Linked DNA regions of Homo sapiens: all the other regions are linked to region 2. Evidence: read pairs that join two places in POLR2A ChIA-PET (ENCODE). Cell type or tissue: GM12878. All regions are shown on one strand. Links, peaks and the distances in the headings refer to the core of each region. The heading gives the core; the rest is flanking DNA. Region 1 overlaps MARK3 (microtubule affinity regulating kinase 3). Region 2 overlaps TRAF3 (TNF receptor associated factor 3). Region 3 overlaps MARK3 (microtubule affinity regulating kinase 3). Region 4 overlaps RCOR1 (REST corepressor 1).

Region 1 (8,514 bases), core at 4,487-8,486, 600 kb before region 2:
TTATTATGTGTTAACGCAGGTATCTTCAATTGTTGGGAGAGAACTGATGGTTCTGGGACAATTGTAATCCAAGTGGAAAAAAAAAGTCAGATCCCTACACCTAATACTAATCTTCCCAAATACATACCACATGAATTAAACGTTAAAATGTGAGCCATAGGAGGAGTATTAGAAGAAAATACAAAACTGGTTTTTTGTTTGTTTGTTTGTTTTTTCGAGACGGAGTCTCACTCTGTCACCCAGGCTGCAGTGCAGTGATGCAGTCTCAGCTCACTGCAAGCTCCGTCTCCCGGGTTCATGCCATTCTCCCGCCTTAGCCTCCTGAACAGCTGGGGCTACAGGCGCCCGCCACCATGCCCAGCTAATTTTTTGTATTTTTAGTAGAGACAGGGTTTCACCGTGTTATCCAGGATGGTCTCGATCTCCTGACCTCGTGATCCACCCACCTCGGCCTCCCAAAGTGCTGGGATTACAGGCGTGAGCCACTGCACCCGGCCTATAGAACTGTTTTTTAAGTCACGGGACAAATCTTCAAGAAGACATGAAACCCAAATGTAATAAAGAAAAAGATTAAATGATTTTGCCACATAAATACTTAAAAACTTCCCTAAAACAAGAAAGACATCATAAACAGTTAAAAGGAGTAATCTAGGGAAAGATATTCATAACCTACATTAACAGACACATCAGACAGATGACTGAAACATAAAGGGTTTAAATCACTAAGATTAAAAAAAAAGAAAAATGAATAAAGGATATAAACAGGAAACTTGTTTTATTTTTATTTATTTTAGAGAGTGTCCTCTGTTGCCCCGGCTGGAGTACAGCGGTACAATCATAGCACAATGCAGTCTTGTACTCCTGGGCTCAAGTGATCCTCCTTGCCTTGGCCTCCCAAAGCACTATGAATACAGGCATGAGCTACTGCGGGTGGCCAGGGAACTTGCCTCAAAAAGAAATTATGAATGACAAAAATATATAAAAAGATCATAAATCTAAGTAGTGAAAAGGGAAAAAGCAACTTCTGGTTTTCTCTACACCCTTTTTTTGTCCATACGTGCTATGGTTTGAATGAATGTCCCCTCCCAAACTCATGGTGAAACGTAATTGCTGTTGCAGCAGTACTAAGGCATGGGGCCCTGGAGAGGCAATCAGATTGCAAGGGCTCTGCCCTCTTTTCTTCCTTTCTCCTCCTCTTCCCTTCCTTCCCCACTCTTTGCCCTTCCATCACGCCCTTCATGTATCAAGAAGGCCCTGGCCAGATGCAGCCCCTGGATCTTGGACTTCCCAGCCTCCACAATTGTAAGAAATAAATTTCTTATCTTTATAAATTACCTAGTCCCTGGTATTGTGTTACAGCAGCAAAAACAGATTGAGACCTTCAGATAGACAAAAATTATCTACAGTGTAGAAGCATGTACGAAAATGAACACTCTATTCCATTTTGGTAGAATAATAAAGTAGGTACATCACTTTTTATTCAAAACCAATTTAGTAGTATCTATTACAATGTCAAATAGTCATCCACTTTCACCCAGGACTTCCATTTCTAGGAATTATCCTACAGAAACACTTAACAAGGACACGCAATGCTAAAGAATGTCCACTGCAGATCTGTTTGTAACAACAAAAATTTAGAAACAACCCTAATGCCCACTGATAGGAAATAAACTATGGTACCACCATAGCCAGGAAGACTATGCTGCCTTTAGACTAATATGTCAGATCTATGAGTACTAAGACCCAGACATGGTCAAGGTACATTACTAAGTAAAAAAACTGTCATCATGTTCCATGAGTCCCTTTCTGTTAAAATTTTTTAAAAGTTAATGTCTATATAAAAAACTCTGGGAATATACACCAAACTGCTGAAAGTGATTGTCTTTGAAGAGACAAATTTCAAGGAACTTACTTTCTACATAATGAATTTCTATATTTCTATAATGTTTACATTTTATATGTCATATCTACAATAGGCAAAAAAAACCCCACAAGAGTAAAATGATTTTGTTCAAAGTTTTTCCTTTTTTTTTTTTTTTTTTTTTTTTTTTTTTACTTTAAGTTCTGGGATACATGTGCAGAACGTGCAGGTTAAACAGGTATACATGTGCCATGGTGGTTTGCTGCGCCCATCGACCCATCAGCTACATTAGGTGTTTCTCCTAATGCTATCCCTCCCCTTGCCCCTCACCCCGACAGGCCCTGGTGTGTGATGTTCCCCTCCCTGTGTCCATGTGTTCTCATTGTTCAACTCCACTTACGAGTGAGAACTTGTTCAAAGTTTTAAAAAAACTGAGAAACTGAGAAAGTTTTTAAATTAAACCACTCTGCTAGTCATATTCAAGCATTTCTAGAGAAAGAACCTACTAGAAGTAAACACCACAGGCCAGACTCTAGATAATGTAAATCAGGTAAGGTAAATGGAAGAGGTTCGTCTGTCTCAACGCTCTCTTGGCCCACCATCTCTGCCCACATGAGGAAGCTGGCAAGTAGCCACCTGGAACTGGTGGGAACTAAGAAACTCAGAGGTCTCACCGTTCCTTATCTCAAGAAAGCTTTAATCAAGGACAACAAGGACAGCTCCGCCCACACAAGCTGTTTACAGATTCCAAAAGCAGTCTATAAGGCAGCTCAGCAACAAGGAGTCTTAACTAAAAATCCACAAGAATTTTATCACTAAAATTAATGAATTGTCAAAAGGCAAATTTCTGGCAACAGTCTTTTAAAATTCCAGTTAGCACAGTCCAGTGCTTCCCAACCTTTTCCAAGTCTCCGCACACACAGGAAATGAAAATATTTACAGGGCACATTGCTGCAAACAGAGGATGCATGCTGACAGATGACAGACCCAGGGCTCATGCTCTTGCAGCCCCAGGCCTGGTGGGCTGCAGGCATGAATGCTACGCCATATGTGTCACAGTCTTGGCACATCTATCAGAAGGGTCTCGCACAGGGAGAGCATTTGTTTTAAAAGCTTCCTTCAAAAGTATTACTACATTCAGGCCAGGCATGGTGGCTCACGCCTGTAATCCCAGCACTCTGGGAGGCTGAGGTGGGTGGATCACCTGACATCAGGAGTTCGAGACCAGCCTGGCCAACATGGTGAAACCCCCTCTCTACTAAAAATACAAAAAATTCGCTGGGTGCGGTGGCGTGTGCCTGTAATCCCAGCTACTCGGGAGGCTAAGGCAGGAGAATCGCTTGAACCCAGGAGGCGGGAGGTTGCAGTGAGCTGAGATCACGCCACTGCACTCCAGCCTGGGCAACAGTGAGACTCTGTTGCCAACACCACCTCCCCCCCGCCAAAAAACAGTATTATTGCATTCATTTAGCAAATATTTATTAAGTACCTAACAGGTTCCAAGCACTGTGTTAAGTTCTGTCATCTTCCCCTACAGACTGGAGACAGCCTACAAACTAGAGAAGGAGACAGACAAACGAGCAATTCCAATACAATGTAAATTGTGCCATATAAGGGGAGTATCGGGATTTTTATGGAATCCCATGCCTGGGGAAAGGGGATTTGTCAATGATTACTTCTCAGAAATGTTCCCTAAACAGAAGAGTAAAGAGTATTTCAGGTACAGGGAAAAGCAGGCGCAAAGACCTAAATGCAAGAAACTACATCAAAGGTTGGGCACGCTGGCTTACACCTGCAATCCCAGCATTTTGGGAGGTTGAGGCGGGCAGATCACCAGGTCAAGAGATTGAGACCATCCTGGCCAACATGGTGAAACCCCATCTCTACTAAAAATACAAAAATTAGCCGGGCATGGTGGCGCACGCCTATAGTCCCAGCTACTCAGGAGGCTGAGGCAGGAGAATTGCTTGAACCCAGGAGGCGGAGGTTACAGGGAGCTGAGATCACACCACTGCACTCCAGCCTGGCGACAGAGCTAGACTCCGTCTCAAAAAAAAAAAAAAAAAAAAAAAAAGAGGCAAAACAGGCTCTGTACCATATGAGTATAACAAGAGGAGGGAGTTAGTTTTGTGGTTTTAATGCATGTATTTTTGATTAATAGGAACGGGGCTGAGCAGAAAGCCATTTCACAAAGGTTAGGAAAGTATGTGCCTTCCTACACAATAACCGATTAAACATACGCTATGAGAAAAGTAGAGAGATTAAGAAACTTCTTGAAGATAAATCTGTAAATATTGACAATAATATTGATTAGCAAGTAACATGAGCTCATACACATAAGTGTATACCTGAAGTTAAAGACAATTTTTACTGTGGTAGCAGACATTTGCTACTGAAAAAGAACAAAACATTACCTATTTTTAAAGGTAAAGACTATTTAAACACTCTATGATATTTCCAACGTTTAAAGTAATGGGAAAGCAAAAGAACTCCCAGATGGGCCAGGCGTGGTGGCTCACGCCTGTAATCCCAGCACTGTGGGAGGCTGAGGCAGGCGGATCACGAGATGAGATCGAGACCATCCTGGCTAACACAGTGAAACCCCGTCTCTACTAAAAATACAAAAAATTAGCCGGGTGCAGTGGTGGATGCCTGTAGTCCCAGCTACTCGGGAGGCTGAGGCAGGAGAATGGCGTGAACCCAGAAGGCGGAGCTTGCAGTGAGCCGAGATTGCACCACTGCACTCCAGCCTGGGTGACAGAGTGAGACTCTGCCTCATAAAAAAAACAAAAACAAAAACAAAACAAAAAACTCCCAAACACCTAATATATGTTTCATGTTCTTTTGAGAAAGCTTAATTAGGCTGGGCGTGGTGGCTCATGCCTATAATCCCAGCTACTCAGGAGGCTGAGGCAGGAGAATGGCTTGAACCCAGAAGGCGGAGCTTGCAGTGAGCCGAGATTGCACCACTGCACTCCAGCCTGGGTGACAGAGTGAGACTCTGCCTCAGAAAAAAAACAAAAACAAAAACAAAACAAAAAACTCCCAGACACCTAATATATGTTTCATGTTCTTTTGAGAAAGCTTAATTAGGCTGGGCGTGGTGGCTCATGCCTATAATCCCAGCACTTTGGGAGGCTGAGGCGGGCAGATCACCTGAGGTCAGGAGTTTGAAACCAGCCTGACTAACATGGTGAAACCCCACCTCTACTAAAAATACAAAAAAAAAAAAAATAATTAGCCAGGCGTGGTGGTGTGCGCCTGTAATCTCAGCTACTCAGGAGGCTGAGGCAAGAGAAACGCTTGAACCTGGGAGGCGGAGGTTGCAGAGAGCCGAGACCATGCCACTTCACTCCAGGCCTGGGCTACAGGGCAAGACTCCGTCCCAACCCCCGACACCCCCCTAACCCCCCAAAAAAGAAAAAGCTTAATTAGTGAGGCATGGTGGCTCATGCCTGTAATCCCAACACTCTGGGAGGTTGAGGCAGGAGGACTGCTTGAACACAGGAGTTCAAGACCAGCCTGGGCAACACGGTGAGAACCCTGTCTCTACAAAAAAATTTTTTAAACATTAGCCGGGTGTGGCAGTGCATGCCTGTAGTCTCAGCTACTCGAGAGGCTGAGGTGGGAGAACTGCCTGACCCCAGGAGGTTGAGGCTATAGTGAGCCATGATTGAGCCACTGCACTCCAGCTCGGGTGACAGGGCAAGGCCCTGTCTTGAAAATAAAATAGGTTGGGCACGGTGGCTCATGCCTGTAATCCCAGCACTTTGGGAGGCCAAGGCAGGTGGATCACGAGGTCAGGAGTTCGAGACCAGCCTGACCAACATGGTGAAACCCCGTCTCTACAAAAATACAAAAATACAAAAAAAAAAAAAAATTAGCGTGGTGTGGTGGTGTGCGCCTGTAATCCCAGCTATGTATTACAAATTTATATTATGTGGTTAGAACTTGACATGTAATACATGTAATACATAGTAGCTATATATTACAGGCGCTATGGCTCACGCCTGTAATCCCAGCACTTTGGGAGGCCGAGACGGGCGGATCACAAGGTCAGGAGATCGAGACCATCCTGGCTAACACGGTGAAACCCTGTCTCTACAAAAAATTAGCTGGGTGTGGTGGCGGGCACCTGTACTGCCAGCTACTCGGGAGGCTGAGGCAGGAGAATGGTGTGAACCCGGGAGGCAGAGTTTGCAGTGAGCTGAGATCATGCCACTGCACTCCAGCCTGGGTGACAGAGCGAGACTCCATCTTAAAAAAAAGAAATAAGGCCTATATCTATATTCTTTTCTTTCTCTTACATGGAAATAAACAGAGCAACTGTCATAACAGAAATAAGCATAACTGGTATTTACCTCTCTGCCTGTAAGGATATGTCTTGCCAATTTTACTTTTGCAAAATTCCCCTTGCCGATTGTTTTCAACAGTCTGTAGTTTCCGATGTGAGGTTGTTCATCTGCACAGGAGGCTATAGAGTTTCTACACCGAGCTCCTGAGCGGCTGGTACGAGAGGTAACTTCTTGACGCCCATCTCCATGTGACGTGTGCTGCAATACAGCATACACAAAGATAAGGAAATGAGAGAACACAGAGTACTTGCCAAGTTCTAAGAGCTTCTAATTGAAGAAAAAACATTCCTACTTTAATTTTAATCTTAAAGTATCTAGCACTTCAAAGGAATTTAACCACATAATATAAATTTGAGGAAAATAAAAATTCTGAGACGAAAAATACGAAGTGTTGAAGTTCAATTGAGTGTTCAGGAAGAAATTAGATATTTTGCATACGTGGCTGTCATATAAAATAGGAGTAAAAGGGCTACCTTCTGGTTATACAGTGCTTAACTTTTCCATATGTTAGTAAGTGCACCTGCACACCTGAGCCTCACTACAGCCCGTGCAGCAGGGGAAAAGCTAATGTCACCATTCACTAGATAAGGATACAGCCACATAACTGTTCAGGGGGAAATCCATAGAGAATCTGGATTCCCGATTTCCTTCTATACTACACTGCTAACAGTAATTCAAAACAATGTGCTTTACAGAAACAGCTAGACTGTGTGGCCCTTAATAGACGACCCTTGTTGTATAGATGAATAAAGTACTCAATATGCTTACTTAATAAAGTACTCAATATGTCTCTACCCTATGAAATATTCAGGCCCAAGAATTACACTTCTGTGTACACACTGTGTACATGGCTGTATGCGCAGGCATCCTGCTACTACTGCTCCCTTGGCCCCCACACACACTCAAAGGATTAGATGTCCCAATCCTTTCCCCATTGTGGCTGTTAACTCCTGCCCAAGGGAGGCTTCTCATTCCACATGCACTCACAGCCACTTTCCACCCCCTTTACACGTTTCTCTTTTCCAACTTTCTGTCCAGGAAAATGTCCTGTCTTTCTCTATATACCTATAAATCAAAACAAGCCTGATTTAACTAATAAACTGCTTTGTAATTTACTCAAATCAAAGGAAATGAAACTCAGGTGTTTTAAAGTGAAAGTAAGCTTTAAAACTTGCGCCATCTACCTCTGAATTTCTCAAAAGATGTCCTTTTCAGAATTTCCTCATTAGTCTCCATCTACTTCTTCATTATTTCTCTAATATTTTCACATTCACATACCAGGTTAGGGGATAGGCTCTTGTCTGTTTTACTCAGTTATCACATAATATGGCATCTCAACAACAATTTCTGTTTTTATTGCAAATGTCTATTTTAGATTAAACAGGCTTTTTATGACCTCACTGCAAATCTAGGCAACTTGTAAACATTGTTCCTCTAACAAAAATGATTCTGATTTCCATATTAGAACTTTGGGAAAATAGACCATTTATAAATATGGAGTTGATAAAAGACTAAAATGATAATAAAGCTTTGACACTAAGGCTTTAATACAAAAACAGGTAGATTTTGTTGTGCACAAGATGCATGCTGTTGTAATGCAAATTATTACATCAACTGCAGTCTAGTTTTAAAAGAAGCTGGGTGATCATGTTTATGTTTATTTCTACATGATTTTAATTACACTAGAATTTAAGTTTCATGAAAACAGTAACAGGAATTTATTATTCCTTATATCTTAGAACAGCAGTTGGTACAAAACTGCTACTCAATAAATATTAGAATGGCTGAATAAATGATATAAATGCTAACCACTATAGTGTTCAGAAGGTTAAAAATAAGGGAAATTTCTCTTTTTTATCTTCTGAATTTCTTCATTCATTCATTGAATATTTACTGAGTTACACACACACACACACACACACACACACACACACACACACACACACAACCAGGCACTATTTAAGGTGTGGTAAAAAGCAGCGCATAAAGCAGTCCATATCCCCATGAGGTATGTATCAAGTGGTTTTACTATCTGTGCAATGAAAACATATTCACTGAATTTATACTACTGGCCAAAATTTTTGTTAAAAAAGCTTTTTGCAATGTAAACATGTATTTTCAAATTTACATGTTTCATAAATTCAACCTTCATGTGTGAAAGCTGATCATACTAATTGGGTCATCCTATTCGTACTCAACTAAATCAGAGCTGAGGGGCAGGGATGGGGTGGGGGGCCAGGGGAGGGGGAGGGATGTAACATTGCTCCAAGATTATAATTCTCTGTAAGCCTGGCTGCT
Region 2 (8,514 bases), core at 2,278-6,277:
TGAAGAAAATGTGGTATCTATACAAAATGGACTACTATTTAGCCATAAAAATGAATGAAATCCTGTCGTTCACAGCAACATGGATAGAAGTGGAGGACACTATATTAAGTGAGATAAGCCAAAAACAGAAAGTTAAACACCACATGTTCTCACTAATACATGTGGAAGCTAAAAAAAGTTGATCTCACAGAAGTCAAAAGTAAACACAGGATACTAGAGGTTAGGAAGGGTAGGAGGATGGGAAAAATGGGGAGAGAGCTAGACAGGAACAGAGTCTAGTGTTCTATAGCACTGTCGGATGACTGCAGTTAACAATAATATATAGCTTCAGGCCAGGTGCTCTGGCTCACTCCTGTAATACCAGTGTTTTGGGAGGCTGAAGCAGGAAGACCACTTGAGGCCAGGAGTTTGAGACCAGCCTTAGCAACACAGCAAGACCCTGTCTGTACAAAAAAAAAAAAAAAAAAAAAAAAAAAAAAGGGCCAGGCATGGTGGCACAAGCCTACAGTCCTAGCTACTCGGGAGGCTGAGGCAGGAGGATCACTTGAGCCCACGAGTTCAAGGTTACAGTAAGTTATGACTGCACCACTGCACTCCAGCCTGGGTGGCAGAGTGAGACAGTCTGTACAAACACACACACACACACACACACACACACACACACTACTGCTGTAGCAGTATCCTCCTCACAATGTCAGCCCATCTTAGCAACTTCCGATCAAACTGAGAGTCAAATTGAGAGACTGTAATGAAGGCCTTCATCGCCTTTGCACTATGAGACAAGAGATCTGACCTCTGCACAAAAACAAACAAAAACCAAAAAAAAAAAAAAAAAAAAAAAACCGCCTACAGCGCAAACAGCTCCTTGAGCTCCTTGTAGGTGTGGCTTGTGGGAATGGTCAAGAGCCAGGCATGGCGGCACGGGCCTAATGTCCCAGCTACTCAGGAGGCTGAGGCGAAAACTGCTTAAGCCCAGGACTTCATGGCTGCAGTGTACTATCATCCAGGGCAGTACGACAGCACCTGTGAATAGCCACTGCACTCCCGCCTGAGGCAACATAGCAAGACTCTCTCTTAAGAAAAAAAAAAAAAAAGGTACCCATTGTTTGCTCAGAAGGACGCTAATACAGACAGCAGCAACGGGGCTCATGAGAAGAATCAAAGCAGCAAAAATCATGGGGATGCAGCAATTCGGCATCCCCTTAAGGATCAGGCTGTCCTCCACTCCACTGTGAGATACAAAGTGTATAATGCATGGGACTGGCGTCCTACAAGATGATCTAAGTGCATACATACTGAAAAAAGATGCAAAGACTATACACCAAGATGCTAATGGTGTGGGGATAATGAGGAAAATTATTTTATTTTTATCTTTATGTGTTTTCTCTGGGTATACATACAAAGTTAAGATACCTTTACCGAGCTTTCTCCTGAAGAATTCCTTCTTGATGTAAGTGACTGTAAAGGTTCTGCCCTCAGAGATGTCTTATTTCTGGGAATCCAGAATGTGTAATGGACTCGGGGTACCTTTTCTACGTTTCATCTCCCAAAGAATACGTCCACACCCAGGTAGGCTGATGCTGACACAGCAGACAACACTGACCTCCTCCATGCAGAAGTTTAACAGGTGAAATACAGTTACTGACATCAGCAAGAATTGTTGTCTTTCTCTTGATTCTCTCAGGTTCCTCAATTTATAGGATCACTGAGGCTTCACAGATGTCAGCTGCTGATCAAAACAATCATAAGCCCACATCATGATAAGCTCAAGATAAATCTTTAGCCTTAAGTCAGGAATTCTGGGCCCATCTGCATGTCAAATACCACAGAGCCAGTGTCTTGTGAACACTGCAAACACTTCTGAAGAACTACTTTATAAGTTCAGGAGAGCACATCTCAGAAAAAAATGGAATACTTATTTCAATTTCTCACAATTAACTCTAATTTATGACATTGACATTCTCCTACTTAAAAGCTTCTGATGGTCCACCACTCCAGAACTAAGCTTCAACTTGTAAAAGGGGCCATGATCACTGTCCTCACCACACACTGAGGTCACCCTATGTTCCCACCAGAGCCGACTGCACTGGGTGTGATGAACAGTATCTATACTCTCTCTCCCACTGCACCGCCCCATCCTCACCCAAATCCCCTCAAGATCAAAATTCTTTATCTTGTAAAACTCCTGCTCAAACATTACAGTTGTAGGGGGGAGGGGGTTGTTTGTTTTTTGGTAAAGCATTCTTGACCCTTTAAGCCAAGAGTTGGCAAACTTTTTTCCCATAAAGAGCCAGACAGTAACTATTTTATGTTTCATGGGTCACATATTCTTCTTTGCTTATTTTTACAATCCTTTAAACACATAAAAACTATTCTTAGACCCATAGTTTGCCAATCTGTTTTAGATACTACTGCCATGCCGTGCTCCAACGTTTTTGGTAATGCATGGATGGAGTATGTTTCATCAGTTTAACTTCAATCAGATGAACTTTCAAAAGCCAAACTGAGGTTTCCCTTTAAAGATCTGTTCTTGCCTACATGGTCTTTAAAAGTCTATGCTGTGGGCCAAGCGCGGTGGCTCATGCCTGTAATCCCAGCACTTTAGGAGGCCGAGGCGGGCAGATCACGAGGTCAGGAGATTGAGACCATCCTGGCTAACATGGTGAAACCCCATCTCTACTAAAAATACAAAAAATTAGCCGGGTGTGGTGGCGAGCGCCTGTGGTCCCAGCTACTCAGGAGACAGACAGGAGAATAGCATGAACCTGGGAGGCGGCGCTTGCAGTGAGCCGAGATTGCGCCCCTGAACTCCAGCCTGGGCAACAGAGCAAGACTCCGTCTCAAAAAAAAAAAAAAAAAAAAAGTCTATGCTGTGAAAGATTTTATTATAAAGCTTAAAAATAATCCTCATTTGGGATACATTCCATTTCCAGGAGACACAGAGCTTTAAGAAAGTCACTCTAGGCCAGGCGCGGTGGCTCACGCCTGTAATCTCAGCACTTTGGGAGGCTGAAGCAGGCAGATCACCTGAGGTGAGGAGTTTCAGACCAGCCTGGCCAACTGGTGAAACCCCGTCTCTACTAAAAATACAAAAATTAGCCGGGTGCGGCCAGGCACAGTGGCTCATGCCTGTAATCCCAGCACTTTGAGAGGCCAAGGCAGGCAGATCACGAGGTCAGGAGATTAAGACCATCCTGGCTAACACAGTGAAACCCAGTCTTTACTAAAAATACAAAAAATTAGCCGCGTGTAGTGGCACGCACCTGTAGTCCCAGCTACTTGGGAGGCTGAGGCAGGAGAATCTCTCGAACCTGGGAGGCAGAAGCTGCAGTAAGCAGGGATCGCGCCACTGCACTCCAGCCTGGGTGACAGAGCGAGACGCCATCTCAAAATAAATAAATAAATAAATATTAGCTGGGTGTGATGGCGCGCACCTGTAATCCCAGCTGCTCGGGAGGCTGAGGCAGGAGAATCACTTGAACCCAAGAGGTGGAGGCTGCAGTGAGCTGAGATCGTGCCACTGCACTGCAGCCTGGGCAACAGCGTAAGACTGTCTTAAAAAAAAAAAAAGTCAATCTATCACCATGCTCAAGACAATCAAATTAAAACTACAACTAAAATTTTTCTAGAAACAGCCATTGGTCATTCGACTCAGAGGACATATTTTCCCCAAATACTGAAAATGTGCCTTTAATATTTACATTATGTCCTGTAAAATGCGTCTATAGCTAGGGTCCACCTTCTAGACCAATTTGGAAGTTTTTCTGTTCCAACAAATCCTCTTAAATAACTTCTCAGACATTTCCTTCCCTTGGAGGCTGCCTTGGAAGCCCTCTAGCACCTGACTAGTATGGTTCTTCTTTTCTTTTTTTTTTTTTTTGAGATGGAGTCTCGCTCTGTTGCCCAGGCTGGAGTGCAGTGGCACAATCTCGGCTCACTTCAACCTCTGCCTCCTGGGTTCAAGCAATTCTCCTGCCTCAGCCTCCTGAGTAGCTAAGATTACAGGCATGTGCCACCACACCCGGCTAATTTTTGTATTTGTAGTAAAGGTGGGGTTTCACCATCTTGGCCAGGCTAGTCTCAAACTCCTGACCTCAGGTGATTCGCCTGTCTCAGCCTCCCAAAGTGCTGGGATTACAGGTGTGAGCCACCGCACCTGGCCTAGTGTGTTCTTCTTTCACATCCATCTCCATTGCGAAACTTAGGAATGCTCCAGTATCAGCCTGTGGCAAACCAGGGACGTGGCCAAAGTGACTCTCTGTGCCCTCCCCTCCCACTTCCTGTCCATCCAAAACAACCGCCAAATAAATGCACAGTTATAAACACCTGGACCATGCATTCCATCCATGCATTCCTTCACCTCTAACAAAATAAAATTTCATTTCTTTCAGACGTGTCTTAAGGACTAGTGGAGCATAGAGGTATGCTGCCTCAACTTCCTTCCAGTACTGATTTGCATGTTGGAGTAATTATGCCAAGGCCATGGTGCTAGTTTTCCATTTCCTTTTTCGTAAAAAGGCCAACTAACTCACCATGCTCTACTTCAAAAGCTTACTAACAACATCACTATGCGCCTACCTTTCTGTGTGCCATAAAAACAGGGTGGAACATTTGCCAGCTGTAGGGATAAGAGAGCTCCCCTGGAGCTGTGGTCGCTGCCCTCATGCCTCACCACTAATGGCTTAGTTCTTTTAATACTCTGAAAGGTGAGGAAAAAATAACTGACAGAAAAATCCCCTACACAAAAACCCCAACTCTGCGGGAAGGAGGGCAGGTCCCTGTGAATCATCCACCCATCCTCCAAGTGAAAGGCAGCACAGGTGAGTGAGTTATCATCTAAAGATGGCCAAAGCAAGAGGACTGCTTGAGGCCAGGAGACCAAGACCGGCCTGGGCAGCATAGCAAGACCCCATCTCCACAAGAAAATAAACATGGCTAGTAGAAAGGGACACAGCCCTGTGGGGATGGCTGAGGAGGAAACTGTAGGACACAGGCAACAGGACTCCAGGTGCAGGCATGGAGAGACTGAGGCCCCAGGCCCCTGGAGAAAGGAGGACAAGGCAGCAGGCAGGACAGGCAGTGTCCAGGGGGAACAATGATGGCCTCCTGGGCAGGCAGGCTCCTGGGGCTGAAGCTGGGGCAGCAGGGAGACGCAAGACCTTATCAGGAGGAATGCAGGGTGCACTGAATGCAGTCAGAGGCCGTAAAGGGTTTTCAGGGAAGGGCAGGAGGCCACCTATGTTTAGATCTCTCTGACAGCAGCATGGAGAAAGGCCTGGAGAAAACTGGGGTGAAGTGGATAGACAAGTTGGGGCCACCGGCATCAGCAGAAGGCTTGCCTGGGCTGGGGACCAGGGACGTGGGAAAACAGGGTGCAGAAGTGAGCACCAACGACAGATTGTGAGAGAAGAGGGACCAAGAAATGCTCCCCAGTCTTCTAGCATCTGGATGGGGGTAGGGAGGAATCAAGAGCTTCACTAGAGACAGGTTAGGTGTCATTCAAGCAATAACACCCAGTGGCCCCAGTCATGCCCCATTCACTCACTCTCAAGGTTTGTGGACAAAACGCCTCCTTGTCCTGCAGGTCCGGGACAATGAGCCCCTCTGAGACCAGCTGTATGAAGCACTCCACTCTTGACCTCCCCCCAGCCCTGCCAGGCCCCCTCTATTCTTCTGGAATCAGCACATGGACTTCCCTGTCTTCAAGGTCTGCCTTAGAACACAGGCCTCATGACTACAGGGAGCTGCCCATATCATTTCCTGCCATGCCCTGGTACACAGGAGGGTGCCCGGCACATACCAAGGACTCAATAGCTGTTAAATAAATATGCAGGTCCGAAGCTGAAGCTCAAGGGGCAGCTTGGACTAAAGACATAAGTTTGGGGAACTTGGGAACCACAGCTGGAAAATTATTTTATTTTTCTAATGGTATCTACTCAAAAATTCCCATTCTGCTAACCAAAGTTTTGATGTAAATTATGGCATGTTGGGAAGGGTTTATCCAGACTGGCTTGATGGACTTCTGGGCACTCTAGCCTCCAAGTGCCCTCTGCTGTTTAATGACTAAAGAGACTGAATTTCTGTAGAAAGTACCTCACCTTATGAAAACATAAAATCTTAACAGTCATACATTCACTAGAAATCAAGAAGAGTATGGTGAATGAACAATTTCCAAGCCACGGTTTCTCAACCTTGGCGCAACTAACATTTTGAACCCGAAAACTCTTTGCTGTAGGGATATGCTGAGCACTGCAGGGTGTTCACAGCATCCCTCGTTCTACTTACCAATGCCAGTGGCATCCCCCACCCCACTTCTGAAGGTTTCCAGACACTGCAAAATGCCCCCTAGGGTACGAAACTGCACCCCACCCCCACCCCACCAACTCCATCTCTGGATGAGAACCACTGTCCCAGACCCAGTGGTCTTTCCATGTAACTACAACCAAGGAAACAGGAATCAAATTTAGTTAAGTTTGAAATGTTCACTTAAAAACAACTAGTCCAAATGACATCCTCTAGTGAAACTAAAAGTAAAACAGGTATGTACTCACACAAACCATCCCAGTGAGGTTTTGAACCATGACATCAAAACATGCTGACATTTCCTTTGAAGAGTCTGGGTCTAAATTGGACAATCTTCGGAAGGACTGCCTCACGCTCTAGCTGAGGGAATGCATGACTAACCTCTTCATTTCAACAGGACACAGGAAAACGTAGCCAGGTAGAGCATTCTTTCCCTATGTAAAACTGCATGGAATCACCGAGCTGGCTGCAGGCAGGGGCTCCCTGGTGCCTCACTGCTCACCAGCAGGGAGGAGAACCCAACAGTAGTCTTGGGCAGCGATGACTCAGCCACAGCAGAAGCCACAGAGGGCTTGGAGTCCAGCGGTGAGTCTCTACGCAAGGGGGCTCCCAGCATCCTGCAATCCACTCACCGAGGGCAGTGAGGGTCTCATCTGGATATCTTCTTCCACTTGTCACTGTCTTTATGCACATCGCTCTCCACAGAAAAGTGAGTAATTCTTACACACTTTAAATCACTTGGGACATTTTTAGTATCAGATTCCCACATCAGTTTACCACAGAGTTTTTGAGGTTTTACCTTTTTCCTTCCCATCTAAGAAGAGCACACACTAGAAAAGAAGCATCCAGTGAATCTCCTGGCCTCCAAACTCCCCCATGATGGGAGTGGTGATGGGGTGTCCAGAGTAAAATGTCTGATAATGAGACCAAAACTAGTTGCTAATTATCTAAATTATCTAAACCAAAGGGTACCAAATATGCATGGAGAACAAATACTCCCTTAAGCACCAAAAGGAAAGAAAACTGAAGGCAAGTAATTAAGGCATTAAAGATGTGTCAATCACAATACAAATTCTTCTACGTCCAGGGAAGGTCAAAATCTTTCCTTGTGTTCCTCAAAATATGGTGGTATAGACAAGAACCACTGGCATTTTTTCTGTCCTGGAGGATCAATTTTGGTGCACAGAAAGATTTTTAGAAGTTTGTAATATTAGAACATATATATTACATATCATACAGCAGAACTCAAAATTCATATGAATTTTAGAAAAAAAGGACCACAAAAACCAGGTATCAAGAACAGGGTTAGGTGTGATGTCTCATGCCTGTAGTCCCAGCACTTTGGGATGCTGGGGCAGGATGATTACTTGAGGCCAGGAGTTCAAGACCAGCCTGGGCGATATAGCAAAACCCTGTCGCTACAAAAAATACAAAAATTATCCAGTGTGGTGGCTTGCACCTGTAGTTCCAGCTACTTGGGAGGCTGAGGTGGGAGGATCACTTGAGCCCAGGAGGTTGATGCTCCTGTGAGCTGAGATCATGCCATTACATTCCAGCCTGGGCAACAGAGTGAGACCCTGACTCAAAAAATAAAAAAAGAAAAGGCTGCTTTAGGATATTGCGTTCTTGGCCCTCTGAAAGGGTACAAGTCACACATCCACTGTCCTCTGTTGCTACGGCGGCCTCACAGTGGAAAGCTAGGGACATACTGATAATTTTCATCTGCTGTGCACCAAAAACGGCCCAATTATTTTCCTAGCCAAGGTCAGTCATGGAGCAAGGGAATCTGAAGAACGCTCCAGAGAACTGAAGATTGTAAGTCTCTACAGAGAAAAGGGAGTCTGCGTAGACACACACAAGTCAATCATATGACTCCTCTGAAGTTTTTTTTGTTTTTTTTTTTAAACAGTCTCACTCTGTCACTGAGGCTAGAATGCAGTGGCCCAATCATGGCTCACTGCAGTATGGACCTCCTGGGCTCAAAGAACCCTCACATCTCAGCCTGGAAGGATCCCTCTCGCCCCGCCTCCTGAGTAGCTGGGACCACAGGCGCACACTAACATGCCCAGCTAATTCTCTCTCAGACAGGGTATCAAACTCCTGGGCTCAAGCGACCCTCCGGCCTGAGCCTCTCAAAGTGCTGGGATTACAGGCGCCAGCCACTATATCCAGCCCAACTTTTTTAAGTCAATTTCATAGGGTCACCTCCTC
Region 3 (8,514 bases), core at 27-4,026, 590 kb before region 2:
ATGTATTACCACAGCATAACACAGCCTAACCTAAAACACGCTCATGCAAATCAACAATCATAATAGAAAGCAGAAAGAAACTTGTATTTCCTCATACAGCAGACTGAAAGATCTGATGCTTGTTAGGGTTAAACTCAATATATTTAATTCGATGTTTCTTGACGAAGTCCTTAAATTAAAAAATTTAAGAATTAACTTTTTAAAAGTTCCCTTAAAACAGAAGCAAATTAAATTGTCTTTTGCTTCCATTTGCCCTTCATTTTATTTTCCCAAGAATCCATCACCGACCCTAAGAAAAAGTTCCCTATTCCTATGCCACAGCACTCAGTACCAACATTAAACATTTAAACAAATAATTATGAGTTCTTGTACTGTTAATCAATTATTTCATACACGTATTTTTTTCTTCCTAAGGAGCCAATAAACAACCTGCATACACACACACACACACACACACACACACACACACACACAAAATGTTATATAATTCTTTGATAACTTTTTTTTTTTTTTTTTTTTGAGACAGGGTCTCGTTCTGTTGCCCAGGCTGGAGTACAGTAGTGTGATCGATCATACCTCACTGCAGCCTCGAACTCCTGGACTCAAGGGATCATCCCACCTCAGCCTCCTTAGTAGCTGGTACTACAGGTGCGTACACCACACATGGCTGATGTTTTAATTTTTTGTAGAGATAGGATCTCACTATGTTGCCCAGGCTGATCTCAAACTCTGGCCTCAAGCAATCCTCCTGTCTTATTCTCCCAAAGTGCTGATATTACAGGTGTAAGCCACCATACCTGGACTACTTTATAATATTTCATGGCAGACTATGCACATAATGGGTACTCAAAAGCTGCTGAGTTTAATTCTTATGGATTAAATGAGTCCTGATTCTTCTCCCTCCTGTGGAACTAAGCTGGTACCACTTCATCCACCATGAAAACTAGAATATGTAACTGCTACTGAAAAATGCTGAATACAGCCAAAGACATGAGATTTCCTTCTTCAAGAAGTTGAACACGTGTTTAGGGAGACCACATTGGCCAAATACTTGTTTTCCCAAACTTCTCTGCAGCTAGAGATAGCCATCTGGCTTAGTTCTGGCCAGTTCTCATTAGTTAAAGTCTACTAGGTGGCAATGTAGTAGGGGGTAGGGGTTGGTAATGCCTTTGTTTATCATAAAAGGGGAGGCCGGGCACTGTGGCTCACACCTGTAATCCCAGCACTTTGGGAGGCCAAGGCTAGCAGATCACCTGAGGTCAGGAGTTTGAGACCTGCCTGGCCAACATGGTGAAACCCCATCTCTACTAAAAGTACAAAAATTAGCCAGGCATGGTGGCACATGCCTGTAATCCCAGCTACTCAGAAGACTGAGGCATGAGAATCGCTTGAACAAGGGAGGCGACAGTTGCAGTGAGCTGAGATTCCGCCACTGCACTCCAGCCTGAGTGACAGAAACTTCATCTCAAAAAAAAAAAAGGAGGGTGGGGGGGTAAGGACAGAGTTGCCAGTACAGTTCCTTCCTCCTTCCTTGAATGCAACCATGTAGCTGTAACTGTAAAACATTATCCTGTAGCTACAGGGTCTCAAACATGACAGAAAAGACAAAACTACCTTAAAATACCACCAACTCCAATATTACTGAACTGCTGATCCAAAGCTAGACGCTGCATACCTCCAAATTCCTTTCTTTTTTTTTTTTTTCTTTTTTTTTTTTTGAGATGGAGTCTCACTCTGTTGCCCCAGGCTGGAGTGCAGTGGCGCCATCTCGATTCACTGCAAGCTCCGCCTCCCGGGTTCACGCCATTCTCTGGCCTCAGCCTCCCGAGTAGCTGGGACTACAGGTACCCGCCACCGTGCCCGGCTAATTTTTTTCGTATTTTTAGTAGAGACGAGGTTTCACCGTGGTCTCGATCTCCTGACCTCGTGATCCACCCGCCTTGGCCTCCCAAAGTGCTGGGATTACAGGTGTGAGCCACCGCACCCTACCCCAAATTTCTTTTTGGAGAAAAACAAACCCCCTATTTGTTTAGGGCACTGTGTTAGGTCTTTGTGACGTTCAGCCAAAGCACTACTGACATAGGGGCCATATCAACTCAAAGCAATAAGAAAAATGGGAATGTGCTCCATTTTGTTTTACATATTAGTTCTTAATTTTGCCCACATATAAAAGAAGCATGAATTGTAAATCACTGTATAATCAGAAGACAAATTAAAACATTTCTTAGACACATTTAAAAAATCTTTTAAAAAAATCCTTGCCGGCAGGAAGTCCGTAAAAAATTTTTTTAACATCAATATGGTTCCAGAATAGTTTTGCCCTTGTATCTACCAGGCAGAGAACCAACCTGAAATCTGAGAGGCCTACTTACGTACCTCCCACATGAGAAGAATCAGGTTTACAAGTTTAAAACAGCAACAACTTTACACTATGTTTCAAATCTTCCTGAACAGAACTTGATCCCTTCTGTAAAACAAAAGAAGTGTGCCCTTACATGCATTCTATTCCTTAAATCACAAGCCACTTACTTAACACATAGGTATGGTTTCCAAATGTTAAAAAACAAAAACAAAAACAAACTACAAAGCCAAGTTGTGACAATAAATGGCTGTCCTCCAAGTATTTTGTACTTTAGAAATATTCACAAAGTCACGTTTCACTTTTGAAAGCAGCTAGGCAATTATTTCATTCAACATAGAAAAAGGATTTGATAAGATTGAACAATTTATAATTTAAAAACTCTTGGCCAGGCATGGTGACTCATGCTTGTAATCCCAGCACCTTCAGAGGCTGAGGCAAGAGGCTTGCTTAAACCCGGAAGTTTGAGACCCGCCTGGGCAAACATAGCAAGACCCTGTCTCTACCAAAAAGCCCCCACAAAATTCCTATAGCAAACTAGGATTAGAATGGGATGTCTGTCCTTGATTTGATAAAAATCACCAACCCCCGCAAAAAACAAGAATGCACCCAAAGCCAAGGAATGTATAAAGAGATTCTAAAAATCAGAGAGAAATACAAGTTAAAACCACAATGTAGTATCACCTTAGGCCTGTTAGATAGGGAAAAGGCAGAAAGCTCTGAAATGTTGGCAGAGAAACGGGAATACAAAAACTGTGGTGCACTATTGATGGAAGCAGCCATCTAGAAGAACAATCTGACATTTCCTGTGACCCATCAAGTCCATTCCAAGCTATATATCCCAAAGAAACTCTTACATTGCTCCATAAGGGGACATGCATGAAGATGTTGAAGCATTTTTTTTGTGGTGACAGAGTTGGAGAAAATTAACATGTGCACCTCTGGCGAGCAGACTGGTAAAATGTGGTAGATGCATACATCTCACTGCTATTCAGCAGTTAGATGCAATATATTAAGCGCACAGATAAGACATATGTAATATTTACATAAAGTACCAAACATACCAAAATAAACTATGTAAGAACACATACACATACTAAACACATTAAAACAGTAACGTGGGGTGGAGGGTAAGAGTAATGACATATGGAGACTAACAGGAGTAGATAAAACAAGAAGATAGTCTCACATGGATCAAAGATAATGTGACTCTTCACAGCTGAATTTATGAGAAAGCATCTAAGAATATGAATAGGAAGGGGGAACTGTTATTGTCCCATAAATATAGTAAAATCTGTTTCACTTTTGAATAAAATAATTGTTACTGGTATAGTAGGTGAACTAATGTAATACGGTGAAAAATAATTTACTTGTCTAATCCTTAGAATAAAAAACTTGTAAGGCACAAGTTGTGGCTAAAAAAATCTTGATTCAGGCCAGGTGCGGTAGCTCACGCCTGTAATCCCAGCACTTTAGGAGGCTGAGGCAGGAGGATCACAAGGTCAGGAGTTCGAGACCAGCCTGGCCAATATGGTGAAACCCCATCTCTACTAAAAATAAAAAAATTAGCCAGGCATGGTGGCGGGTGCCTGTAGTCCCAGCTACTCAGAAGGCTGAGGCAGGAGAATCGTTTGAACCTGGGAGGCGGAGGTTGCGGTGAGCCGAGATCGCACCACTGCACTCCAGTCTGGGTGACAGAGTGAGACTTCATCTCAAAAAAAAAAAAAAAAAATGTTTATTCAGTAACTTTCGGCTAGTCAACTATATGGTAGGCATTAGCAGGGAATAAAAGAAACAGAAAAGTGTGGTGTCAAACCTTCAAGGCACTCATGATATACACGGGGTGCTAACGGGGGAATAGCAACTGAAACAAGGGGCAATTCCTGCCCCAAGAGAAAATCAGAGTGAATACTCTAATGCTGTCCAATAGGTGTATAATGTGACATACATATGTAATTTTCAATTTTCTAGTAGCTCCATTAAAAAATGTAAAAAGAAACATATTTAATACGTTAAATTAAATACCATTTTATTTAACTCAATATACCCCCCAATATTTCAATGCATAATATAAAAAGGCTTTATATCCTATTTTTGAAATACTGTCTTTGAACTGGTTTATCTTTTATACTTACAGAACACCTAAATTCAAACTAACCACGTTTCAAGTGCTTGGTAGCCCCACATGTGGCTAGTTGCTACTGTGCTGGATAATGCAGCTCTAGGCACCCAAAGGACATGATCACATTTGGGTGAGATGAAGGAAAAAAGGTACCCCAAGATGTGAAGGGATGGAGTCCTCAAAGGGCAAGTAGGAGAGTTCTTATGAGAGATGAAGGACATCTCAGGCCAGGCACCACCCAAGAAGAGGTAACAAAGCTTGGGTGAAAAGGGGAAACGCTACTCTACTACAACAACCCACCATTAGCCAAATTTACCGCCAATTTTTCAAGAAGCCTATCAATCTTAGTTTGTTATTTATAATAACAAGTACTAGCTAAATTTTAAAGACATGTATTGACATATGTAAACACCTAATCCAAGTCTGGTTATAAATCATGGCTGCATTTACTTCCCCTCCCTCTCCAAACTCCATTAATATGAAAGTAAAGGAAAAAAATATAAGGCATAAGGAAAAAAGCCACAAGACAAAGAAAATAAAAGTGGTAACAGATATACTTTCAGAAACTAAAAAAAGAAGGAAAATGACTTAACACATATAAGAAAGATTAATCCTAAGCCAGCTATGGAGATATTGGAAAATCCTGATTTGTATTATAGAACTCTCAAAAGGTTCAGGAACTGGTAGTACAAGTACCTCTAGAAGTGTGAGTGAAGTAAGCCTGAAACAAGAAGATCTATCAGTCTGTTAAATAACAGACCCCCGGGTCTCCTCTCCCACTCAGGCAAAAAACTGGAGGTTCTTTAGAAAGGGCAAAATGGAAAGTCTCTGGGCTTGGGGACACAGGGCACAACTGAGGGCAGGGACACTGAAAACAAGCAGAGAAAGCAGAAAGCCACAGATCTTTCCTTCTGCCCTCTCCCGACTCAGCTCCCTGGAACATGGGCATTCCGTGCTTGCCTAGGCCAAGTGATAAGACTAAATATATTGGTATCAAGAGCACCACAAAGAAATAACAGTGTGTCCCACTGTTGTATTCAAGATCCATCCAAATGCACAAAACTTCCAATCAGCCTTAAACAAACAGAAAAATAAGCAAGACTCAAAATAGCATTCTCTCTCTCCAAATCGGAGTGTCAGATGCTATATAAGACAGAAAACAAAATTCTGAGGAAAAAGGGCATTCAGTCTAGAATTCTATATGCAGCCAAAATATCAATCAAGTATGAGAACAGAATAAAGATGTTTGCAGATATGAAAGGATTTTAAAAATTTACCTCTGAGCAACTTTCTCAGAAAATCACTGGAGGAACTGCTGCAATGAAACCTGGGAGTGAACCAAGGGGAAGAAAATGGATCGAACAGGAAAGGCAAAGGGAATCCCTAGGATATGGGTGAAGGGAGATCTCAGGATGACAACTATGCAGCAGAACAGACAGACAGAACACAAGGCCAGCCTGACAGAGATGAAAGTGACTGAATGCCTGATGAATCTGGCCACAGAGGAAATTGAGAAAGTGAAGTCATAAAAATCTAAGTAAACAAACAAAAAAACCAAGACACAACTTGAATGATGTTATTCTCTTTTGATTTAAAAAAAAAAAAACCATGAGGCACAGCCGAGTGAATTTGTCCACAGTTAAATCTCAAGACTAGTTTCAAATTCCAGTCTATAACTCTAAATTCTAATTTCTCCTTTTATATGTTGTTCCTTCTTTTTTGCTCCATCTTATGAGGTCCATTCTACCTCTTCAGAATCTTTATCTCGATCAGTCTTAGACTCTCATTTTTGTCTTCCACTTTCAAGCCCAGACTCTTTCCATCACACATCCCTTCAGGAAAGTAGTGTAAGATTGTGGCCAGGCGCTGTGGCTCATGCCTATAATCCTAGCACTTTGGGAGGCCGAGGCAGGTGGATCACTTGAGGTCAGGAGTTCAAGACCAGCCTGGCCATGGTGAAACCCCGTTTCTACTAAAAATACAAAAATTAGCCAGGCGTGGTGGCGGGTGCCTGTAATCCCAGCTACTCGGGAGGCTGAGGCAGGACAATCACTTGAACCCAGGAGGCAGAGGTTGCAGTGAGCCAAGATCATGCCACTGCACTCCAGCCTGGGCAACAGAGCAAGACTCCATCACAAAAAAAGAAAAAAGACTAGAGTTATGTAAAATTCTATGAACAAAACCTGTGAATTCAACTTCTCTGATTTTATATTAAATTCTACCAATACAGATTTTTGTGTCAAATGTCCATACACAAACCCCACAATATTTAGGTCCAACAAAAAGCAAATGCCTGTCAACAAGAAATACAGAAAAAACACCTGCTTTGTTTGAGCTTCAACACTGAACTTCAAGGTCCCACATAACCCACAGAAACAATGTCTTATCTAGTGCACACAGAAGTACACAAGACCAACCATAGTTGAGCAGCTTGAGTGGCTAGAGTGTAGTGCTAGCGAACTCTCGGCTGAAGACAAAATTGGATGCCCCTCCCACCTCCAAAAAAAGGCCTTTTCTTTCAAAGCCAACTTCTGCCCTTCCAATTGTTCTGTACAAGCAGGTGCAGACGGGTGAGTACAAATTCCTTATTACTTTTGCAGACCAACTCCAAGCACAACCTTTAACTTCTTGTGTGAGACAGGACATTAAAGCTTCCCAGGTAAGAGATTTATTTTCTCCTTCATGTTTAATTTGAAATTTGAAAATGGATATGAGACAAATGAATTTTCTGCTTTAGTCCTCCCAGTGGTGATCAGAGGGTACTGCATTCCCTGACTCCTTTTTCTTTTTTAACCAAAGCCACAAGTCACGGAATATTCCCTGACTCTTACTAGGAATTTGTTCCAGCCCAGGAAAAAATTCCAGGCATAAAATTTGGCTATATCTTAGAATAATAAAATGCAGGCCGAGCGCAGTGGCTCAAGCCTGTAATCCCAGCACTTTGGGAGGCCAAGGCAGGCGGATAACCCAAGGTGAGGAGTTTGAGACCAGCCTGGCTAACATGGTGAAACCCCATCCCTACTAAAAATACAAAAAATTAGCTGGGCATGGTGGTGTGTGCCTGTAACCCCAGCTACTTAGGCTGGCAGGCGGAGGTTGCAGTGAGCCAAGGTCACGAGATTGCACTCCAGCCTGGCAACAAGAGTGAAACTCTGTCTCAAAAAAAAAAAAAAAGTAATAAAATGCAGAACAATCCTCTTTGCAATCAAATAGTTAATATTAATTTTTATTAGACTGTATAAGCCTCTATGTAATTACAATGTAAATCATGCACCATGTAAGTCTAAATAGTTATACAATGTATATATCATGAGCTACATAACTTAAATGACCAAAATTCTATTTACTGCAAATTTCAACCTTTACCTCATTTACATACATAAGATAAGGATGCTCAAATTGAAGTCTATAAGATCTTTCCCTGAAAACTGACTAAATATTTTCATGAATTCTTCAGAGATCAACTTTTTTTTTTCTTTCTTAAGATACATAGTTTCACCATGTTGTCCAGGTCGACTGGAACTCCTGGCCTCAAGTGATCCTCTGGCCTTAGCCTCCTGAGTAGCTGAAACTATAGGCCAACTTTTTTCTGATAAGGCCCAAACAGCTTGATTCAACAGGTTGTGCTTAGAAGTTGACAAGCTGATTAAGCCGGGGCACAGTGGCTCACGCCTGTAATTCCAGCACTTTGGGAGGCCGAGGAGGGAAGTGGGAGGATCATGAGGTCAGGAGTTCCAGATCAGCCTGCCAACATGGTGAAACCCAGTCTCTACCGAAAATACAAAAAAATCAGCTGGGCATGGTAACAGGCACCTGTAATCCCAGCTACTCGGGAGGCTGAGGCAGAATTGCTTGAAGCCAGGAGGCGGAGGTTGCAGTGAGCCAAGATCATGCCACTGCACTCCAGCCCGGGCAACAAGAGTGAAACTCTGTCTCAAAAAATAAAATAAAATTTAAAAATTAGCTGGGTGTGGTGGCGGCTGCCTGTAATCCTAGCTACCTGGGAGGCTGAGGCAGGAGAATCGCTTGAACC
Region 4 (4,000 bases), core at 1-4,000, 120 kb after region 2:
TGGAGACAAGAGATCTAGCTAAAACTTGGCTACTGTAATAACTGGCTATGGGACCTTAAACACTTGACTTTACTTCTGTAGACCCCAGTGTTTCTACCTCTAAAAAGGAAGAGTTGCCTAGGAAAACTACACATAAATTATTTGCTCACATGTTCATTTTTTCTGTCTCTCCATTACAGTATGAGATTCCTGAACCTTTCACTCCTGGTACATTCCCAGACAAAAAGCTGTTCAATATAAAACGTAAATGAAAACTCAGTAGATAAACACGAATTCCGTATAATCTGAATTGAGATACTTTTGGACAGAACTTGTTACCACAAATCTAAGATTCACCTAAAAGAATAAATATAGAGCCAGGTACACTGAAAAGAATGAAGTCCAGGCACAAAGTATGTATGAGTTTAATGTAAGTGAAGGAAAAAATATAATCCAATAATTTCAGTTGAAACAACGATGTAAAAAAGGAGAAGACGACAGAAGACATCAGTCTGTTTGTAATGTGGGGGTGGGAGAGGGGTTCCTAGCATGACAATACACCAGATAAACTGTGGCATAGCTAGACAACGGTATATTATTCAGCACTAAAAAGAAATGAACTATCCAGCCATGAAAAGAGACAGTGGAACCTTAAATGCATATTGCTAAGTGAAAGAAGCCAATTTGAAAAGGCTACATACTATATGATTCCAGCTGGAAGGCATTCTACAGAAACAGTAAAACGATCAACAGTTGCCAGGGTTTAGGAGGCAGAGAGGGAGATGAACAGGTGGAGCACAGAGGTTTCTTAAACCAGTGAAACGATGATAACTACATTGGTGGACAGGTCATTATACATTTGTCGGAATCCACAGAACATACAACACAAGAGTGAAGCTTAATGTAAACTATGAATTTCGGGTGATAAGAATGTGTCACTGTAGGCTGCTTGATTGTAACAAACGTATCCCTTTGGTGGACTCCAGCGCAGGATGTTCACACTGGGGGAGGGTGTGGGTGTGTGGGGGCAGAAGATAAATGGGCACTCTGTACCTTCTGCTCAATTTAGCTGTGAAGCTAAAATGTCTCTAAAATATAAAATCTATTTTAAACAAGAAAATAAGAAATGTATTAAGGGGCAAAAATCTTCACTATTGCTTTTTTTAAAATGACAGCTTGAGCCCAGGAGTTCAAGGCTGCAGTGAGCTATGACTGTGCCACTGAGCTCCAGCATGGACAACAGAGCCAAGATCCTCTCTTAAAATGTATGTATTTTATTTTACTGATACATATCAGATGTACATATTTCCAGGGTACATGTGATAATTTGATACATTCATATAATCAAATCAGGGTAACTGGGATATCCATAATCCTAAATATTTACATTTTCTCTATATTAGGAACATTCAAAATTATTCTCTTCTAGCCCCCGCCTCCCCGTTTTTTTTTAATAGAGGGGAGATCTATGTTGCCCAGGCTGGTCTTGAACTCCTGAGCTCAAGCATCCTCATCTCTGCCTCCAAGTGCTGGGACTACAGGCACATGCCACGCACCCAGCTAACTTTTGGACTTTTTGAGAGACATGGGGTTTCACCATGTTGCCCAGACTGGTCTCAAACTCTTGAGCTCAAGTGATCAGCTCGCCTCAGCCTCTCAAACTGTTGGGATTACAGGGGTGAGACACCGCACTCAGCCCTCTTCTAGCTATTCTGAAATGTACAATTCAAGGCCAGGTGCAGGGGCCTGCGTGTGTAGTCCCAGCTACTTGGGAAGCTGAGGCAGGAGACTCTCTTGAGCCCAGGAGGTGGAGGTTGCAGTGAGCCAAGATCGCACAACTGCACTCCAGCCTGGGCAATAAGAATAAACCTCTGTCTCAAAAAAAAAAAAAAGAAATGTACAATTCATTAATGTTAAACTAGAGTCATTCTACGGATCAGGTTTTTTAAAAAACAGAGTTTAAAAAAAGAACTAAGATTATAAATATTCATCAATAGGTAATACAGGTAATTTTGTTTAAAAAAAGGCTAAATTATGATACATCCATACTAGTTACAGTAAAAAAAAATTAGATAACTGTAGATATACTGAGATGAAACAAAGTCCCAGATGTACTTATGAGCAGACTGATAACAGTTCACATTTTGTGGAAAACAATTATATATTATGCATTATGTACTATTTGAATTTTCTAAAATAGCATTTATTTTTATAATTACAACATAACTTTATAAGCTTTCAGTAACCCTAAGAGGCAGAACTCTGAACAGCCACTTTGAAAAGAAGAGGAAAAAAAAAACACACACACACACACAAGAAAAGCCAGGGATCTCCAGACATCCTATACACAGTTTTTTAGTATCTGCTAGAAATATGTCCTAAATCACTTATTTCTACTTAATGTCAGAATAAATGCTGGACAACCAAGACTTCCATATTCTTCCAAAACTGAGACACCTAAATTTTCAATAGAGTAATTGTTAAACATACTGACATATCCATGTAATAAAGTATTACACCTAGTTATTTAAAACCTTTATAAGCAGTTTTAACAACGTGGAAACTGCTTAGGTCCGATGCTCAGGAAGACAATACACACATACACACACACAGATAATCTATCATCTCACTTATATAAATACATACAAAAAAAATTGGAAGAAATACCCCAAAATGTTTAACGATTATCACCTCTGGGTGATGGAATAATAGGTGAATTTTTTTTATTCTTTATACTTTTATCTATGAACTTTCAACAATATGTAAATATTACTTTTAGGTAAGTGTTTGTTTTGTTTTTTTCCCAGAGTAGAAATCATTGCTCTTTCCTGATAGAAAATAATGCATTTCTACAAAGCCGTCCTCATCCTGCCTTCTCGCTAGTGGACTTTGTTCACTCTCAGTGCTCCGTGTTTACTCGGTTAATAAATGGAAAGACAGATGTATTCTATAAAGTCAATCCTTTTTTATGCCATCTAAGGAAAACCCCTAGGTCTCATGCACCCCAAGGCCCTTCCACCCTAACAACTCGATTTCCCTGAAAGGTATGTCTGGAAGCCCTTCCGTGACAAAGTAAATAAATCTTGATATTTCTCTTCAATTTTCATAACGTGAACACTACCGATGAGCCCTTGCTTAGTTCATCTGTCTTCCACTGCCTGACACTGACAGGTCATTTCCACGGGTTTGCTATGCAGCCGCTTGAGGTTCAGACTCCGCAGCGGGTTGGGGGCAGGGGTGCTGGGGCCTCCCGTGCGAGTTGGATTCTGGAGGAAGACAAGGAACCTGTTCCTAGCGCTCAGCCGGGTCCTGCGATGGCTGTGGCTGTGACTATGGCCAGGAAAGAGGCAGAGAGGCGGGATACGGTCAGAGCTGCGGGGGCTGGGGCGGAGAGGGCTGCTCCCAGGTCACGGCGCACCCAGGCGCCTCCCCCAGCTGCCAGCCCCACCTCGGCTGCTGCTCCACAGCAGGAGGGTGCAGCCCCAGCCCCCGCAGAGCTAGGGACTGGTGTATGGGGAGCAGGCCGGGTGCCCCGGGATGAACTTGAGGCCCAGCACTGCCAGCTTCCAGCTGTGGGAAGGGCTGGTGGCAAGAGGGACCCGGAAGCAGCACTGGGCCCGAGGGCGGAGATCAAGGGACATCTCCCTAAGCGTGGCCGAGCGCACTGGCTGCCATCTCCAGGTCAGCGGGGGCCACATTCGCGCACGGAACATCAGCGCGCCCCCAGAGGAGAGCTTGGCCCAAAGCATCCTCCGATTCCCAAGAGAAGTTGCCCACATTGCTTGGGACCCCCGGGGAAGCCCCGCTGGTGGAACAGTAGGGGTCAGCACCCCAGGCTGACCAGGGTCTGGGATCGGGGGGACCTGCGCCCAGGTGGCCTCCACGCTGGCGCTGCTCTGGCTTCTTTTCCGTGCTCCACCTCTCCAATTCTGAAACCAAACCTGGACTCGTGGCTCGGGAGTCTGTTTTTCTGGCCGGTTCTTTTCTGACAGTAATTCCAGGACAAGGGTCCGTTTCAAAG

Evidence for each region. ChIA-PET counts read pairs that join two places held together with the same protein. Peaks named below come from ENCODE experiments on the same cell type or tissue, not always from the same donor. Only the 100,000 strongest peaks of a DNase experiment are listed, where the experiment ranks them.
Region 1: POLR2A ChIA-PET joins it to region 2 with 10 read pairs; 1 of 35 experiments calls an interaction of 5 or more read pairs at or near these places.
Region 3: POLR2A ChIA-PET joins it to region 2 with 5 read pairs; 1 of 35 experiments calls an interaction of 5 or more read pairs at or near these places.
Region 4: POLR2A ChIA-PET joins it to region 2 with 9 read pairs; 2 of 35 experiments call an interaction of 5 or more read pairs at or near these places.

What each region holds. Positions count from the first base shown.
Region 1 is chr14:103,402,976-103,411,489 of GRCh38, reverse strand. MARK3 (microtubule affinity regulating kinase 3) reads right to left here. Exons shown (of 18, transcript NM_001128918.3): 2 at 6,223-6,414. Among named protein-coding and RNA genes, the nearest start is that of MARK3, 22 kb to the right of the region's middle. RefSeq lists a silencer at 8,480-8,514. In GM12878, for the core only: no CTCF peak of the experiment used is centred there; no DNase peak of the experiment used is centred there; H3K4me3 peaks cover 685 bases.
Region 2 is chr14:102,803,879-102,812,392 of GRCh38, reverse strand. All of the region lies in intron 1 of TRAF3 (TNF receptor associated factor 3), which reads right to left. Among named protein-coding and RNA genes, the nearest start is that of TRAF3, 31 kb to the right of the region's middle. RefSeq lists silencers at 631-740, 2,550-2,709 and an enhancer at 6,603-6,692. In GM12878, for the core only: a CTCF peak has its summit at 6,055 (motif pointing left); a DNase peak (open chromatin) is centred at 4,598; H3K4me3 peaks cover 2,354 bases; H3K27ac peaks cover 3,212 bases.
Region 3 is chr14:103,392,904-103,401,417 of GRCh38, reverse strand. The region is part of intron 1 of MARK3 (microtubule affinity regulating kinase 3); the gene reads right to left. Among named protein-coding and RNA genes, the nearest start is that of MARK3, 12 kb to the right of the region's middle. RefSeq lists a silencer at 29-148 and an enhancer at 869-1,668. In GM12878, for the core only: no CTCF peak of the experiment used is centred there; no DNase peak of the experiment used is centred there; H3K4me3 peaks cover 144 bases; H3K27ac peaks cover 873 bases.
Region 4 is chr14:102,683,357-102,687,356 of GRCh38, reverse strand. The region is part of intron 3 of RCOR1 (REST corepressor 1); the gene reads right to left. Among named protein-coding and RNA genes, the nearest start is that of TRAF3, 92 kb to the left of the region's middle. In GM12878, for the core only: no CTCF peak of the experiment used is centred there; no DNase peak of the experiment used is centred there.